Linked DNA regions of Homo sapiens: region 1 is linked to region 2. Evidence: read pairs that join two places in POLR2A ChIA-PET (ENCODE). Cell type or tissue: OCI-LY7. All regions are shown on one strand. Each heading gives the region's core, and the rest is flanking DNA. Links, peaks and the distances in the headings are about the cores only. Region 1 has its middle 13 kb from the start of RTN4. Region 2 has its middle 83 kb from the start of CLHC1.

Region 1 (9,462 bases), core at 3,037-8,036, 87 kb after region 2:
GCAGACAAACTGTGGTTATTCAAACTTGGGTATTCAGCAGAACTTTAATCAAAAACATATGAAGTAAACCTGTCATTTTGAGGAAAGAAAAACTGACAGTAGTTTATTAAAGATAAAATTTGGGTTTTCAACTAAAATTTTGAATTTTGGAAGACCTGTATTCACCACTGTGAGTATGACAGTTTCCTAGTACTAAAAGACTTTTCTGATGCAAGAAATGATGATATGATTAATATGATTTTAAAATATCATCTAAGGAAATGTGTCAAGCTTGGGAAGATATCAATAAGTCTATGTACTGATATTTTCAATATGATGTTACTAGATGATGCATGGGTGAAAGATCCATTCAGAGTGCAAGACAGACCAATGGATTTTAATGTAGCAGGGTAGGAAATGTTCATCGATATACTTTCAGATTCCACACTGCAAATCACCTTTAAGAAACTACTACTTATTGAGTTTTGATATGGTACCAAATAGTAATATCCACAATCATCTTAAAAAATCATTAAAATATTCTTCCCATTTCCAACCACATATCTGCTTAAGGCCAAATTTTCTTCATATACTTCAACCAAAACAACAGATTTCAACAGATTGAATGCAGAAGTAGATATGAGAATCCAACTGTCTTATATTAAGCTAGACTTTAAGGAAATTTGCAAAAATGTAAAATAATACTTCTTTTCTTACTAATTATTTATTGTTTCAGCAATAGCTATTTCTCATAAAAATGTGATTTATGTTAACATGCAGTGGGTTTATTAATGTTATTTTAAAATAAATATTTAAAATCTATTTTAACTTATAGCACAGTAAATATTAATAGCTAAAATCCACAGCACGGAAGAGTGTAAAGGGATCTTGAGATGAAAAGTCTGAGAATTATTGATCTAGAAGAATATAAATTACAATATGGGGCCAGGTGTGGGGCTCACGCCTGTAATCCCAGCACTTTGGGAGGCCAAGACAGGCTAATCACTTGAGGTCAGGAGTTCAAGATCAGCCTGGCCAACATGGTGAAATCCTATCTCTACAAAAAATACAAAAAAATTAGCTCGGTGTGGTGGCATATGCCTGTAATCCCAGCTACTTGGGAGGCTGAGGCACAAGAATCACTTGAACCCGGGAGGTGGAGGTGGTAGTGAGCTGAGATCGTGCAACTGCACTCCAGTCTGGGTAACAGAACAAGACTCTATCTTAAAAAAAAAAAAAAAAAATTGCAATATGGTTACTGCAAAGTTGATCCCTTCAAAGCAAACATGTGCTATTCCCTTTCATTGTTTAAAAACATTAATGACTCCATTTCGATGGTGCTTTGTACTTTCCAAAGTGTTTTTACATGCATCAACAATTTAATCCTTTGAGCAATCCTGCAGGTCAGGTATCATATTCTTTATCTTATACTGAAGAAAATTGAGATTCAGAGCAATCATCAAGCAGCTTATTTTACGTCAGAGAGCCAGTGACAGAGCTGGACATTAACCCTAGATTTTCCAATTTCCAATTTCATTATATTTTTGTAATACTAATTTATAGGTTCAGAAACTATTAGAAATAATTTAGTATATGAACAGTGTACATTATAAACAATTTTAAAGGGTTTATTAAATTACTGTACTTTTGGGTAACAAACATTAAACTCAAATATACATAGATAATCTTATTGGGTTTGGGTTATGTTCTTTATGTTGAACATGCAAATTATTTCAAATTCTGAATGAGTAATGTCTAAATGAGTGTTTTCATATACCTACTTCTGTTCATTGTATGACATTGAACTATATGAAATGGCCAATATTCTCACATTTTTGACTTATAAAAATGACAATTTCATATGGCTCAACATAATACAATTTTACAAACGCAGAAAAGATTAATAAGGCCTTGTAAAGTAGGCTTTATTTATTTATTTATTTATTTATTTATTTATTTATTTTTGAGATGGAGTCTTGCTGTTACCCAGGCTGGAGTGCAGTGGCACGATCTTGGCTCACTGCAACCTCCGCTTCCCGGGTTCAAGCGACTCTCCTGCTTCAGCCTCCTGAGTAGCTGGGATTACAGGTGCCTGCACCATGCCCGGATAATTTTTGTATTTTTAGTAGAGACAGGGTTTCACCATGTTGGCCAGGCTGGTCTCAAACTCCTGACCTCAAGTGATTCGCCTGCCTAGGCCTCCCAAAGTGCTGGGATTACAGGTGTGAGCCACCACGCCCAGCCAAATTAGGCTAAATTTATATAAAGAGAGCATTAAAAAGAATAAACTGAAAAATAAGAGTTTATGTACAAACCCCAGCCCTCAGTCCCACATCCCAGTTGTCTAAGGTAACCTACTATCAAAACAATTTCCTGTGTGTCCTTCCAGGAACTGCCCATGCATATACAATCAAACATGTAGCTATTAAAACATACACACACACACACACACACACACACACAAACACACACACACACACACACACAAATGGGTTCATACTAACAAACTACTTTGCCAATTGCTTTTTTCACTTGATATTTTGGGATATCATTCCTTCCAATTCATGTAGTTCTATTCTTTTTAAAAATTTCTATTAGTCTATTGGAGAATGTACCATAATTTACTATTGAATTTAAAAGAAATTATTGAAGCATGACATCCACATTGTAAAATGAACTAATCTTAAAGTTTATTTTCCATATGCGTATATACATGTTTATGCACACTACCTTCTACATGAGTGTGTATAACTGTGTAACCACCATCCAAATCAAGTATAGAGTAGTTCCAGCATCCCACAAGGCCCTATCAAGCCCTGTCTCAGTCAATAATACTTCCCTAACCCAGTAACCATTGTTCTAATTTTTATCACCATAGATTAGTTTTGCATGTTTTTTTTTTATTATCTAGCCATCCAGAAGCAGTTTTGCATGTTTTTAAACTTCATATAAATGGAATCATACTGCATCCTTTGCGTGTGTGTGTATGTGTGTACCTTGTTTCTTTTGTTCAACGTGGGTTCTCTAGGGTTGAGTTATATTAGCGTGTGTAGTGGTTTGCTCTTTTTATTGCAAACCATTTTTATAGTATTCCCTTACATGAATTAATCCATTCTACTCTTGATGAAAAATTTTTTTTTTATTTTATAAGTTTTAGATATTATAATAAAGCTGCCATGAGCACTTTTACATGTCTTTTGGTGGATATCCATTAATTTTCTTAGGTATGTTCTTACTTGATCTCATTTTGGTTTAAATGTGTTAATATGCCTACAAAGGCAGCCCTTCATAGAGGTAGTATAACACATTCATCACACTAGCAAATAGCAGTAGAAGGCAGATGGGATAAAACACAGAGATTATGAGTGCAATTTTAAGAAAGCTTTTAGTTATAGAAATGTAAAGAAAATGTGGTATAAATAAAAGCAAATGCTCTAGTAAAATGCTATTTATGTAAGCTGGATATTGGCATGCCAGTGGATTCTGATATGAAAAAACTCCCGTAGAATGCTGAATAAAGAAGACATCCTATGAGAGTAGAACCGATGGCTTTTTCAGGCTACAGATATCAACCAGTAACATACTCAACTTATCTCTGTAATTTTGCTTGCATTCTTTCCAGCATATGCTTACTGGCTTATTTGGGGTACAATGTTTACAAACACATATAATATAACACATGCATTCGAAATGGAAAATTAAAGCTATTAATTTATATTATTAATCTAATTTGATACCCTATCACTTTCATATAAGTGATTCCTTAAAAAGGAAAGTTATGTTAGGGAAAAATTCATATGTTTAGTTAATCACATAATTTAACAAAGTCTCAATTAACTGGAATTTTACATTATAATTAATTTGACTCATTGTTAACTAAAGATTAACCAGAAAACTCTATTTCTCACTCATGAACATTTTTAAGTAAGTTATTGTACTTTCACAGTCTCGGTATTTTTGTATAGAAATCCAACATATTCTTTAATGATTTAAGAATGTTTGTGTAGGCCTGGCGCATTGGCTCACACCTGTAATCCCAGCACTTTGGGAGGCCAAGGCTGATGGATCACCTGAGGTCAGGAGTTTGAGACCAACCTCACCAACATGGTGAAACCCCATCTCTGCTAAAAATACAAAAATTAGCTGGGTGTCGTGGCAGGCACCTGTAATCCCAGCTACTTGGGAGGCTGAGGCAGGAGAACTGCTTGAACCCGGGAGGCGGAGGTTGCAGTGAGCCGAGATCAAGTGCCACTGCACTCCAGCCTGGGCAACAGAGTGAAACTCTGTCTCAAAAAAAAAAAAAAAAAGAATGTTTGTGTTATCATTTTAAATATGAATAATTGTTGCCAAAGTGCTGTAGTTGGTCTGGGATGACTCTAGATGTTTCTTTTGAAAATAAATTTCTGTTATGTGTTTTCTTTTTTCTTTTCTTTTCTTTCTTTTTTTTTTTTTAAGACATGGTCTTGCTCTATTGCCCAGTCTGGAGTACAGCCATCATGGTGCCACTCCTGAGTTCAAGGAATCCTCCTGCCTCAGCCTCCTGAGGCACTGGGACTACAGGTACACACCACTACACCTGGCTAATTTTTAAATTTTTTTGAGGAGAGAGGGTCTCACTTTGTTGCCCAGGTTTGTCTTGAAATCCTGGCCTCAAGTAATCTTCCCACCTTGGTCGCCCAAAGTGCTGAGAGGACAGGTGTGAGCCACTGCGCTTGGCCTGCTTTCAGTTTTGTTGCCCTCTGTTCACCACAGAACAGTCAGAGTAACTTTTTTTTTTTTGAGACTGTCTCCCCCTGTTGCCCAGGCTGGAGTACAGTGCCCAGTCTCCGCTCACTGTAACCTCTGCCTCCCAGGTTCAAGCAATTCTCCTGCCTCAACTTCCCAAGTAGGTGGGACTACAGGCGCCCACCACCACGCCCGGCTGATTTTTGTATTTTCAGTGGAGACGGGGTTTTACCATGTTGTCCAGGCTGGTCGGGAACTGCTGACCTCAGGTGATCCACCCACCTTGGCCTCCCAGAGTGCAGGCATTACAGGTGTGAGCCACTGCGTCGGGCCCAGAATAACTAAAACATAATTCAGTGTTATTCTCCTGCTTACAACCCTTACCATTATGCTTGAAAAAAAAAGTCAACTCATTACTATGGCCTGCTAGTCCTAAATGACGTTGCATCTGCTAGCCTCTCCCCCACCATCTGGTGTCATTAAGTTCCAGCTACATGGCCTCCTTTTAATTCTGTGAACATGCCAAGCAAGCCCTTTCTACTTTACCACTTCCCACACGCAGTCTCCTCTGTTTAGGAAACTCCCTACCACCTCACACAATTTACTGCTTCTCAGCATTCTACTCTCCACTTAAATGTAACCTCCTTGCGAAGGCTTTCCCGCCTCACCTAAGAAGCCCACTATCTTCTATTCCCATCTTCTATTTTTTTAAAATATAATTTACCAAAATTATAATTATATGCTTGTTTTATTATCTTCTTTGCTGTGTCAGGAATTGGTTCAACTGCTGAAAAATATACAGTGGCTAAAAATGATAGTTCATTTTTCTCTCATATAAACGAAGTTTAGAGGCAGGTAGATCAAGGTTAGTATGGTAGCTCCATGGTCATAAGAGACCTAGGCTTCTTCCCTCTAGCTATTCCACCAAATTAAGCATATGGCTTCCACCTCACAGTCCAAAATGGTTGCCCCAGTTCCAGCCATCATGCTTGTATTCCATACAGCTGGAGTCAGGAAGGCAAATACAGTTTTTATTCAAAGTAATTGAGATTTTATACACACTGTTAAAAATTGAGGGTTCCTTAGTGAAATTATTGAATCAGGCAAGGATTTTCAATTGATGTTAAAATGACCAGGTAGATGGCTAATGATAAAGGACATTCATAAGGTGCCAAACAAAGCAAAACAAAACCTCTGCACAGATTACTTCTGTCCATGAAAGAACAAAGCTTTACAGTGAAAAAGTCAGGCTGTCATCACCTCAATCCAGGGGTCAGATATTCTGTGTCTCCTGATGTGATGTGATTTGAAGTACACAGTACTACTTGCGACACAATCTTGCCAAAAATGTTCAAATTTGAGTCTAATTGGGCCTTAATTTTGAAATGGGAAAGATTCCCTTGTCCCCCTCTCAGGGCATGCGATAGGAGTGTGGCTCCCCTCTTCAGTGCCCCGCTGCTCAAACCTCTAGGGGAGCACACAGACGCGCAGGCTGTGGGGCTCTGACCCCACGGCAGTGTCTAGGGGTGAATGTTTACAACTGAAGCCCCAGTGGGCGTGTTACGGGTGTTCTTTTAGTTTAGCCATCTGTAGGCGGCTTGTGTTAGTCAGCTCAATTAGACCCCTGCCTTATTGCAAGGACAGAGGGCTTTCTGTATCTCGGGGTTCCTGCCTTGGTGTACCGGAAGAATTGGATCTCATGTGGGTTTGGAGAATGAGTGCAAGGTTTTATTGAGTGGAAGTAGCTCTCAGCAGATGGAGGAGCCAGAAGGCAGATGGTTTTCCGCTGGAAGTCGGGCTGCTTGGCGGCCCGACTCTTCTCTGACAGCCCTGGCCAAACTCTGTTCTGCCGGTCAATGACCTGCCGGCGTGCCAGTGCCTGTCCGTGTGCTCTTGACGTGCTCTTGACGTGCTCTTGATGTCCTCTCGAAATCCAACCGCTTGTGTGTTCCTCCGCCAATGTGCTTCTCTCAACGTCCAGCCGTTTTTGTGTGTTTGCCTTGCTAGGGTCTCGGGTTTTTATAGGCACAGGATGGGGGCGTGGCAGGCCAAGGGGGTCTTGGGAAATGCAACATTTGGGCGCCAAGGCAGGAGTGCCTGTCGTCACCTAGGTCTATGGGCACAGGACCGGGGGTGGAGCCCTCGCCAGGGACCCACCTTTCTCCTCCCAGCACTTCCCTGCCCCTCTTCTGTATCAATTTGTCATAACATAATTTCAGCTTTACAGAAATCACAAGGGGAAGAGAAACAAGCTAACTGGTACCTTGACGAAGCAATCAAACAAGTTGAGAAGTTGGGACATTCTTCTGTAGAAGAATTGTTCCTGTTTCTGTCTCTTTAACATTGCAGTATCATGAATAAAGGGACTGATATATTTCAAAGAGACTGAGGGGACATAACAACCAGATGTGATGTGTGGTCCTCAGTTGGATCCTGGTTTGGATAAACCAGCTGTAAAGGACATTGCGTGGACAACTGGAGAAATTTCAATATGCATGGGTATTCAAATATAATATGCTATTAAGGAATTATTACTACTGTCAGCTGTGATTGTTATTTTGGCTATGTAGGAAAACTTGGTGGCTCACGTCTGTAATCCCAGCACTTTGGGAGGCCATGGTGGGTGGATCACCTGAGGTCAGGAGTTTGAGACCAGCCTGGCCAACATGGTGAAACCCCGTCCCTACTAAAAATACAAATCAGCTGGGTGTGGTGGCGTGCGCCTGTAACCCCAGCTACTTGGGAGGCTGAGGCAGGAAAATTGCTGGAACCCAGGAGGCGGAGGTTGCAGTGAACCGAGATGGTGCCACTGCACTCCAGCCTGGGTGACAGAGTGAGACTCTATCTCAAAAAAAAAAAAAAAAATTCTTATTTTTAAAATATGCATACTAAAATTTAGACGAAGAATGTCATGATGACTGTTATTTACTTAACATTCTTTAGTATTGGAGGTCCACTTCTAAAGAATAGGATAATGGATACTAGGGGCCAACAAGAAGTCTTCTTTATTTTGAGACAGGATTGTGCTCTCTCACACAAGCTGGAGTACAGTGGTATGATCTTGGCTGACCACAGCCTCGACCTCGTAGGCTCAAGTAATCCTCCCACCTCAGCCTCCTGAATAGCTGGGACTACAGGTGCGTGCCACCATGCTAGCTAATTTTTGTATTTTTTGTAGAGATGGTATTTTGCCATGTTACCCAGGCTGGTCTCAAAATCCTGGAATCAAGCGATCCACCTGCCTTGGCCTCCCAACGTGCTGGGATTATAGCTGTGATCCACCGTGGCCAGCCCAAGAAGTCTTTAGCATACTCTGCCACCAGACTGTGAGTTGCATGAGGGCAAGGATTGTGCCTATTTTGCTTCCATAACCAGTGCTTAATACACTGTCCAGCATATAGTAGCACTCCTTGCATATTTGTTAAACGAATGAATATGTGAGGATGATAAAGGAATGTAGAAATTAACCATGAGTTCCACTGACATTGGGAATCCAGCAGACATCTGTCAAGAGATCACTGCACTTAAAAATAGGTATAACTGAAATATGACAACTATATGCTATAATTAGCACTAAAGAGGTATGAAAAACTATGGAACTGCAAAGAAACAAATAAAAGATAGAAAACATTAAAAAGGTAAAATAATGGCAAGATACTATTGTTAACTGTATTGCCCCATGCCCATTCCTTTTAAAGTCCAGGGCATTGAATTAGCTTTTTGTAATAAAAATAGCCAAATATAAAAAGCTAAATTCTGTGTGTTTTTTGGGAGATTGTTAGAAATCCAATCTATTTTTTTCTCCCCTTACTCTCCACCTTATCTCCTTCTCCTACTACTGCTGTGGGAAGATAGCAAGACACCCACTGGCTGACTGCAGTTTCAATCCATTAGCCAGCGACATTCCAGGAGAGTTTCCCCCTTGTTTGCATCATTAATCAAAACGTATTATGGCTGGGGGCAGGGTGGCTCACCCCTGTAATCCCAGCACTTTGGGAGGCCAAGGCAGGAGGATCGCTTGAACCCAGGAGTTAGAGACCAGCTTGGGCAACATGGTGAAACCCCATCTCTCTCTCTCTTTCTCTCTCTCTCTTTTTTGAGACAGAGTCTCACTCCGTTGCCCAGGCTGGAATGCAGTAGTGCAATCTTGGTTCACTGCAACCTCCACCTCCTGGGTTCAAGCGATTCTCCTGCCTCAGCCTCCTGAGTAGCTGGGATTACAGGCACCTGCCATGACACCCAGCTAATTTTTGTATTTTTAGTAGAGACAGGGTTTCACCATGTTGGCCAGGCTGGTCTCGAACTCCTGACCTCAAGCGATACACCCACCTTGGCCTCCCAAAGTGCTGGGATTATAAGCATGAGCCACTGTGCCCGGCCTGAAACCCCATCTCCAGTAAATATACAAAAATTAGCCAGGTGTGGTGGTGCGTACTTGTAGTCCCATCTACTCCGGAGGCTGAGGTGGGAGGATGGCTTGAGCCTGGGGTGTTGAGGCTACAGTGAGCCGTGATCGCACCACTGCACTCCATCCTGGGCAACAGAGTGAGACTGTCTCAAAAATAAAAAAAGTATTAATTAAATTTCTACTATATGTATTAAGTATATTAAAAAAAAAAAACAATTAAGTCTAAATCATAGATTTTGTCCTTGGGATGTCGAGATCAGCACAGGCAAAACAAAAAGTAAAAAGTCCCAACAAATACCTTATTTTTCTGTGGTGCTTTACATTTACAAAGAGCTTTGACAATGAAATTT
Region 2 (9,462 bases), core at 1,406-6,405:
ATTGAACTCACCCTTTTTCATGTAGAAGCCTGCAATGTTTCTGGTTCCCAGCACCGCAGAGGACAACAAAGCTCAGAAAAGGAAAGACTTTGTCTGGGGGAGACTCACTGCATACCCAGGTCCCTCTCCCCTCTTGCACTTTGAGGATACAGCAAGTCTCCTGTTATGCATGTGACCCACTTGTTCAGAAGAATAGAGGCAGGGGTCGCTGAGGATTGGGTTTCTGTCCTGGGGCTTCCAGAAGGCCCAGATTTCTGGCAATAACACTTATCTGGAAGCTGTTAACTTTGCCCTAGTTCATTTTATTACATGCATACTTCCCTTTTAAAGATACTTTCAGACGATGGGTGTGGTGGCTGATGAGTTAAAACCTGTCTTAATTATGCACTGAAGCCCGGTTTCGGAGTGTTATTACTTGCTTAATGATAGCAGCTTGCAAAACAGTTTCCATGGCTCTCAGCACAGCTAGGCCTGCATTGCCATACATCTGCTCCTGAAAAGGGTTTGCCATTTGAAAATGCAAGCATTTGGATCTAACAAATGGCGCCCTGACAGAGTTATCCTAGTATTCAATGCCCTTTAAATGTCATTGTCTAGTGATCAGTACCGGTTTGGGTAGCTCTTTCAGCTGCTGGGCTGTCAGCAACCCCTCAAGGGGATCGCAGCCTTTGATACCTGGGGAGTAGCTGCTGGTTTTTAATTGATGTGTTGCCAGGACCAGAATTCCCCAGGCCCTAACATTAGCTCTTCAGAGGAGTTTTTGTATACAACATTCAGAATACTTGTGAAATTTCTGTATTACGTAATCACCATCAATATTTCATGCGTAAGACATTTTCCCTATTTGTGGCAATCGCTACCTTAATAGTAACTCAGGAAAGATGCACAATAAGGCAGGCATTAAGAGCCAGTTCTTATATATGGTAACATTCTCCTTTTCTAACTTTCTAGGCTTCTCAGGGAATGATATATTGCAAATAGTATATTTTTCTAGAATCTAAAGCCTGTACCTCTTGAAGTACAAAATTTGAAGATTTTAAACTTTTGTGATACAGCCTTGGCTTCTTTAAATGTGATATATTTCATGTAATATTTTTATTTTCATGACTTGGGACTGTCAGTACAGGAGACTGTACAATAACGCTGCAGCTTGGTGATACTCGCAAGGCAGTAGAGATACACGGAGTTGGCCTTTTGTCCCCTTCACTAACTGTCCCCAAATAGCTATATTTTTATTCCCCTGGGGCCTTTCACACTCTCTACTTTCATTTCTCCCTGTTGCCTCATGTTCTGTTGCTTCTCATCCATAGCCTTATTTCTCACACAGTAGGAGTAAGAACTTTGACATGGCCCTCCTTTTTTGAGAAGTTAAGCACAGGAGTCCCGCTGCTCAGAGGTCCTCTTTGTTTACTCCAGATTTCTTTGCTGTTTATGGTGGTGGGTGGAGGAAGATGGCGCTCACAGTTTTCCAGGTGTTACTGGAGTTGACATGAAGCAGAGTTGCCACTTGGGAAAACACCTTTTGGCCTGTATGAGGACCTCCCGGGTTATAGACGCCTCATACATATCAGAAGGCGAGGGCCCTTTACTTCTTGGTTTGCTACTGCTCTTATTTCTGCTTTACCAAGCAGCTGGTGGTTGGTAGAGCAACCTAAGCTTTTTCCCTGCAGTCTCAAGGGGGAAATATGACCTGTTTTGCCTTATGTATTACCCCTGAGGTAAGCAGGAGATGCCAACATGATACCACAGCAAAGAATCGACCACTCTGAAGTGAAATCTCTGAATTTCTGAGCACTTCCAAGGATGCTTTGGCAACCCTCATCATGCATGTAATTTCCTGTTTAATGCGATCTTTCACAACAGACTGTGAGCTTCAAGAAATCGGGACTGTGTCTTCTCACTGTAGCCCCAGTGCCGTCAAAGCGCCTAACATATCCTGAGCACTCAGAATAGTTGTTAGATTAAGTTTGAAAGGGCACTTCATTGACTGTCTCATCTGAGCAGCCCTGCGAGCATATTTAACAGACAGATATATCCTTTGGACTAGGTGTTTGAGCTTGAAGAAAGGTTTTTAGGGTGGCAAAATTAGTGCTGTCTCCTGCAAGGCTGATTGAAAAGTCTGCACCACTTTTCTGGTTTTCACCTCTGATTGCAGTCCCATCAGCAAGTGTCTACACTGTGCTCATACCCTTCTAGGTGTTGTGATGGCTGGAAACTCATTGTGAGATGTTGCTCTTGCCAAGAACAAGTGTATACTCCAGAGCAGGAGGCAGCTGCACTCTCATAGGCAAAGTATGATAAATACTCTTAAGTCTTGTGGGATCCAGAGAGGATAGACAATGTAGACCAGAACTAAGACTAGGACCTCCACAGTGGATTCTTAGATATTTGGGTGACACAGACTCTTACCCCTGCCTGTCTTTGGAGGACAGAGTCATTTGTACAGAAATCCCAGGTCATTTTCTTACTTGTTTATACTGAAACTTCTCTACTCTGGTCCTCTCTGTTGAGCTAGCTGCAGGCTTGGCAAAATAGATATTTGGCATCTTCCCATGTTGACTTCTTTTTCTTTTCCTGTCTCATTTTTCCACATTATTGTTTCCCTCTTTCAGCCCCAATATGTCCATTTTCTTCACATGCCCTTCTCCACCTGCCCAGGCCTCAGGCCTCCAGCCTCCCTTCCCCCTACATGCCTGTTGCACATCTGAATATGCACTGCCCAGGCAGGGACCTGCCCAACTTTCCTTCTACTCACTTTTTCCTAAAAACTAACTACCCGTATGGGCCTTCTCTTCTGGGCTTTGCTTTGCATTTTCTAAGATGAGACGAAATTTTGATAATGCATTTATTTGCTTGTCGAACATTTCCCTTTTTTCACATGGTGAAAGTGCCATGATAGGCACCACAGAGAAGGAATGTAATGAGGATCCACCTCTCCAGGAGCTCTAGGCCATCAGGAAAGGCCATCAGCGCTTATCTTTTTCTGAGAGTCTCCTAAGATTTACTTTGAAACTTAAGTTGAGTCCTAGGATTGTAAAAATTTCATGTATATTCATAATTATACACCAAGAGGGGAGAGAGTGGATGATCCTGATACCCTACATGGAGAAGGAACTTACTGTGGGGTGGAAGAAATTTACATCTCTGTTTATCCTGACCTTGAACAACCAGCTCACGGTTGGTGGGAGTAAGACATTGGAAGGTATTGTTCAATACTGTCTTGTCTAGTTCTGAGAATGCCTCAGTCATCTGCAGACAGAGCTATAAATACCAGATTTCTTTTTTTCCCATCTTTTCACAGGTGTTGAAAATATCAGACTTCTTTGGCAGATGGGAGGAGTCTTATAGGACTCAGGAATTGTCATCACTGGTGAAAAGAGATGCTTCCCCTTCTGCAATGAAAGACAGAAGTGAAAGCTGAGCTGTGAGACGTGGTGAGCGACAGGCCAGTGGGAGACAAGGCCTTGGTCTCTGCTGCCAGCAGCAGTGGGCTCTGTTGGTCTCCTCTTTTCACTAGGGGAAGTAGTGAGGGACCATAATTCTCTCTCTCTCTCTCTCTCTCTTTCTTTTTTTTTTTTTTTTTTTGAGATGGAGTCTTGCTCTGTTGCCCAGGCTGGAGTGCAGTGGCACAGTCTCGGCTCACTGCAACCCCCACCTCAAGTGATTCTCCTGCCTCAGCCTCCTAAGTAGCTGGGATTACAGGTGCCTGCCACCACATCTGGCTAATTTTTGGTATTTTTAGTAGAGATGGGGTTTCTCCATGTTGGCCAGGCTGGTCTCAAACTCCTGACCTCAGGTGATCCACCCGCCTCAGCCTCCCAAAGTGCTGGGGTTACAGGCATGGGCCACTGTGCCCCGCCTTTTTTTTTTCTTTTCTTTTATTAGTCACAGCTCACTGCAGCCTCAACCTCCTGGGCTCAAGCGGTCCTCCCACATCAACCTCCTGAGCAGCTGGGACTACAGGCATGTGCCATAATGCCTGGCTAATTTTTTGTAGAGATGGGGTTTCACCATGTTACCAGGCTGGTCTCAAACTCCTGGACTCAAGTGATCTTCCCACCTTGATCTCCCAAAGTGCTGGGATTACAGGCATGAGCCACTGCACCTGGCTTCATAATTCTCTTGAGCAGTGTAGTCATGGGGCATGTTTGGGAATAGTGGGGACCCAGTGTGGAGCTTGAACTTCTAATAACCCAGTGGTGACTGGGTGGAGAATCAGGAATCAAAGACCCGGTCGTATTGCCATTAATTGTTTCCCTGGGTTTGATGGGCACAGAAAACAAAGATTACATAAAGAAGAAAAAAACTATGGTTCTTGCTTTCGGAATCACAGTGTGATGGGGCAGTTAGGATAATTGACACACACATAACGGGAGTGAACAGAGGTGGGGCGATGGGAAAGGAGAGAAATGTTGTATGAGCAGAGTATGGCATTGGCCAACCTCAGTGATCTGAATGGGAAGAGTAATGTTGTGGCCTCCTTGGAAATCCTTTAAAGGGATGGATGGTGTTTGTTCCTCTTTGTGACATCCATGCTCTCAATATTGCTGATGACGCGATAAGGACTGAACACAAGATCTCTCAGATGGCAAGCTCCAGAGGGTACTTAATGCTATAGTCCAGTGTTTGTCAAACTTAAATGTGCACTGGAATCACCTGTACATGAGGGCTTGTTAACACACAGCTTGCTGGGCCTACCCACAGAGCTTCTGATTCAGTGGCTCCAGGGTGGGGCCCAAGAATTTGTATTTCTTTCTTTTTTGAGACAGGGTCTTGCTCTGTCGCCCAGGCTGGAGTGCAGTGGCATGATCTCAGCTCACTGTAACCTCTGCTTCCCAGGCTCAAGTGATCCCTCTCACCTCAGCCTCCCAAGTACCTGGGACTACAGATGTGTGCCACCACACCTGGCTAATTTTTGTGGGTTTTTTGTTTGTTTTTGTTTTGTGTGTGTGTGTGTGTGTGTGTGTGTTTTTGTAGAGACAGGGTTTTGCCATGTTGGCCAGGCTGGTTTCCCAAATCCTGGGCTCAAGAAATGTGCCCACCTCGACCTCTCAAAGTTCTGGGATTACAGGCGGGAGCCACCATGCCCCACCAAGAATTTGCATTTCTAACAAGTCCCCAGGTGATGACGGCCCAAGGACCACTCTTTGGGAACCACTGGTACAGTCATTCAGCAGCCAATAACAGTTTGGAGTAGGGAAGTAAGAGCTGTGCATTTATCATCTTTAATTGACCCATTTGGAGAGTCCATACTGTGTGAGAAGATAAGTAGGGGAAAAAATTTGTAAAAGACGGATTTAGCCCAAGCAGTGGCTCCATGTTCAGTGGTGAGATGGGATGAGAGCATCCCACTTTTCCCCTAGCTGCAGTGGGGACTAAGGGAGATGAACCACATAAACCCGTATTCCTCAAAGGAGAACACTGAGCACCAGAAGCTTTAAAATTATTTATAAAGCTCTAGAGCAGAATTTTTAACACAAAACATGCATTTCTTAGTGTCGCTTTTTCTAAAGACATTTATTATTTTAGTCATCAATGACCACAAGAACTGGTTTTCCATTCAGCCTTGTGATGCTCTCCTGTACATGTTCTGTGCTCTGGTTAAGTAGAAAAGGCCTTCCGTTTTCATGCCTTCCTGCCTTTACTCAAATGGCTCCCCTGCCTGGAATTATCTCCCCTTACCTACCCTATAGCCATTTGAACAATTCTTTACCCCAAAGCTTTGACTGCCTTAAATGCTGGCAGACGTGTTTCTGATGAGGGATGTTTTTCAGTTTTAGAAGCAAAGATGGCTATCTCCAATTATTCACAGGCCCATTAATCACCCTAATAGAACCCCAGGAACACTGAAGGCTTTCTGCAGGTGACAGTATGCAAACAGCCTCTAATCAGCACATAGGCTACCTATCATTTGCTCATTGTTTCTTGTTTCCCTTCTGGGAGCCTCCAAAGGCAAGTGTTGTGACAGAAGAGGAGATGATTCAGTCCAGACCTTATGGGAAAACAGGATATGAAATTCAATACCACCGATGTGAGCAATAAACAGTAAAGACAACCTCTATTTAAATGGCATGAATCTTGATAATTATCTCTTGGAGTATCTAGCCTCTCAATCTGAATGCATCCTCAAGATGTGAAACACATTCTAATATTTTAAGCACTAGTCTCATAAAACGTGCATACTCTAACTGCATGATGTTCTCAGCAATACATTCACTTTTGCCAAGGTTCATGTGTTCAAATGACCGCCTGCATTACAAAGACTGCAAACAAATTTGAAGTAAAAATTCTGAACTCTTAGCTGGTCTCTGCAGTGCAGTGATCAAAATGGTGTCCACCAACGTGACCCCTACTGTCTTCAAGGTGTCACTCATTAGGTCTTCAGCCATTTGAAGGTAGAAGTTTGGGTTTGAGTCACAATGTCACAATGTATTAGCTTTGCAATTGTGGGGAACCAGGCCACCTTTTACTCTACAAATGGATGATAATGGCTAACATCTAACATGTCTTGTTTCCTTTCCAGGGCCGTTGTGGAGATCAACTGAATCATGGATCTCTTTGTAAATGGCAAAGCATAATGGAAATGTTAGTTAATGTTATTATTTTGATCACTCACTTCTTGCTGCCTATTCCAAAGCCAGAGACCTTACTGTTTCACCTGACAAACTGAAAGGTTTTTTTTGTTTGTTTTTGTTTTGTTTTGTTTTGTTTTGGAGACAGGGTCTTGCTCCGTCACCTGGGCTGGAGTGCAGTGGCATGATCTTGGATTCTAATCTCTGCCTCCTGGGCTCAAGCGATCCTCTTGCCTTAGCCTCCAGAGTAGCTGGAACTACAGGTTTGTGCCACCACACCTGAACTAATTTTTGTATTTTATGAGACAGGTTTTCGCCATGTTGCCCAGGCTGGTCTCAAACTCCTGAGCTCAAGTGATCTGCCTGTGTTGGCCTCCCAAAGTATTGGGATTACAGGCATGAGCCACTGCACTCAGCCTGAAAGATATTTCTTATGTTTATTTCAAAAATTACTCAGTTAGTCCTGGATTATAACCCAAGGTGGCTGGGGTTTGGTTGGAAATGGGCACTGGCTTTCGGTTGTGATATTTATTTGAGAGGTGATTAGGACATGGAAAGACTTAGGAAGGACAAATTTGATTCAGGGCACTGACTTTCCCGGTGTGATCCTTAGGCAAGTCTCTTTGTTTATAGAACTGTGGGCTCTTTGGATTGGAGGGACTAGGGCTTTTGGATTAGCAGTGAACTAGTCTAGGATTTCAAGCATTTCAGAAATCCATACCACGGCATCGTGACAAATGTCTTGCTTGGATACCTCTAGAGTTCCATGGGCTCTTCCCCTCAGAAGCTCATTTTATTTTTTGATATTTCCAATTGTTGGAATATCCTTTCAACTTTTGAGCCAAAATTGGCCTGTTTTACTTCCAATTGCCGATGCTCCTTGACTTACAATGGGGATATGTGTTCAACCCATTGCAAGTTGAAAATATCGTAAGTAAAAAATGCACTTAATACAACCAACCTACCTAACATCACAGCCTAGCCTAGCCTACTTTAAACATGCTCAGAACACTTACATGAGCCAACATTTGGGCAAAATCATCTAACACAAAGCCTATTTATAATAATAAAGTGTTGAATATCTCATGTAGTTTATTGACCACTGTACTGAAAGTGAAAAACAGAATGGGTGTATGGGTACTTGACATACAGTTTGAACCAAATGCATATCGCTTTTGCATCATAGTCAAAAATGGTAAGTCGAACCATTGTAAATTGGAACATCTGTGTGGGTCTTCATTCTTACCTCTGAGAGAACACACTGAAGGCTGCTCCCTTCTTGATATGACAGGGCTTTCTGCTGGCATAATACCCAGCTAGCATGCTTCTAACAGGTCTTCTCTTGTTTGAATTAAACATACCCTGGTTTTGTAACTGTGTTTTGTTGATATGGTTTCCAAAACTGCCTCACAATCCTGGTTCCCTCTTCTGAATGAGAAGCATGAATGTTTGTAATGTGGTTGTTGGGGTAATAATAGACAGGCAGGGAGTAACTAGGTCTTTGATGGTCTTGTAATTCAGCAAACTTTCCCCCACCCCCACACCACACCCTTACTGCAGCACACAACTACAAGAATTCAAAAATTCAAACCCAACAGTGACTGTGAACGTCCAGCATTTCAAGCCTTCAGGAAATCAATACAGTGACATCGGGCTACAAGGGCAGCCTGATACTGTCTGATATGCAGGATATATTCACTTGATTTAGTTTCTACTGATCATTGCTTTATTTAAAGTGATAGAATTCTTCCCATTAATTCCATACAAATGTGTACAAATGTTTAAGCAGAGATGGTGCAGGAAGTTGGATGCAGTGATGAAGCACACAGGCAGACAGATCCAAGTTCAAATATGAATTTAAACTTTGGCACTTTACATCTTGGAGTCTCCATTTTCTGACTTGTAAAATGAGGATGATGATTCCTGCCTCATGAAGTTGATGTGAGGACTAAATGCACTATTTTCAAAACAGAGCCTGGATTACAGTAGGTGCTTATGAGTGAACTCTGATGTTCTTTTTTTGTTTTTTGTTTTTTCTTTTGAGGCAGAGTCTTGTTCTGTCACCCAGGCTGGAGTGCAGTGATGCAATTTCAGCTCACTGCAAACTCCACCTCCCGGGTTCAAGTGATTCTCCTGCCTCAGCCTCCCGAGTAGCTGGATTACGGGCGTGCGCCACCACGCCCGGCTAGTTTTTGTATTTTTAGTAGAGATGGGGCTTCACCATGTTGGCCAGACTGGTCTCGGACTCCTGATCGCCCTGGCCTGCCTTGGCCTCCCACAGTGCTGGGATTACAGGCATGAGCCACCGCACCTGGCCAACTCTGATGTTGTTAGCAAATTAACTTACTGTGTTTACCTTCTTCCTTCCAAAGCAATCCAGGTAAAGGTGTTAAGTCATTCTGGTGTGGTGGTAAGAGCCCAGAAGAATCTAAAGTGGGAGTTGGCAAAGTTCTCTTTTTAAAAGGCCAGATGTGATTACTTTAAATTTAAATAGCCACGTATCTAGTGACTACTGTAGTCAACATAGCAACTTTAGAGCACATGAATTAGAATTGTGACATGTAAGGCTAAGCCCAGTCTGTGGACTGAGTGACAGACCAGTGGGCAATTGGGAAACATTTCAGGTTTTCCAACGGAGAATATTAAGAGCAGAAATGTGGAGAATGCCACAATGACCAGTCACTGACACCCTCATGCAGGGTAGACAGGAATTTCAGAAAGCTTTGTGGATTATACAGACCCTGCTGCTACTACTCAGCAGTAATATTTGAGTGCAAAAGCAGTCATAGACAATAATGAAATGAATCAGTGTGGTTGTGTTCCAATAAAACTTTATTTACAAAAACAGGCAGCAGGCTGGATTTGACACACAGGCCATAGTTGTCAACCC

Evidence for each region. ChIA-PET counts read pairs that join two places held together with the same protein. Peaks named below come from ENCODE experiments on the same cell type or tissue, not always from the same donor. Only the 100,000 strongest peaks of a DNase experiment are listed, where the experiment ranks them.
Region 1: POLR2A ChIA-PET joins it to region 2 with 7 read pairs; 26 of 35 experiments call an interaction of 5 or more read pairs at or near these places.

What each region holds. Positions count from the first base shown.
Region 1 is chr2:55,059,174-55,068,635 of GRCh38, reverse strand. It overlaps a transcript of RTN4 not described here. Among named protein-coding and RNA genes, the nearest start is that of RTN4, 13 kb to the right of the region's middle. In OCI-LY7, for the core only: a CTCF peak has its summit at 4,785; no DNase peak of the experiment used is centred there.
Region 2 is chr2:55,145,042-55,154,503 of GRCh38, reverse strand. No RefSeq gene overlaps it. Among named protein-coding and RNA genes, the nearest start is that of CLHC1, 83 kb to the left of the region's middle. RefSeq lists an enhancer at 3,519-3,568. In OCI-LY7, for the core only: no CTCF peak of the experiment used is centred there; a DNase peak (open chromatin) is centred at 3,453.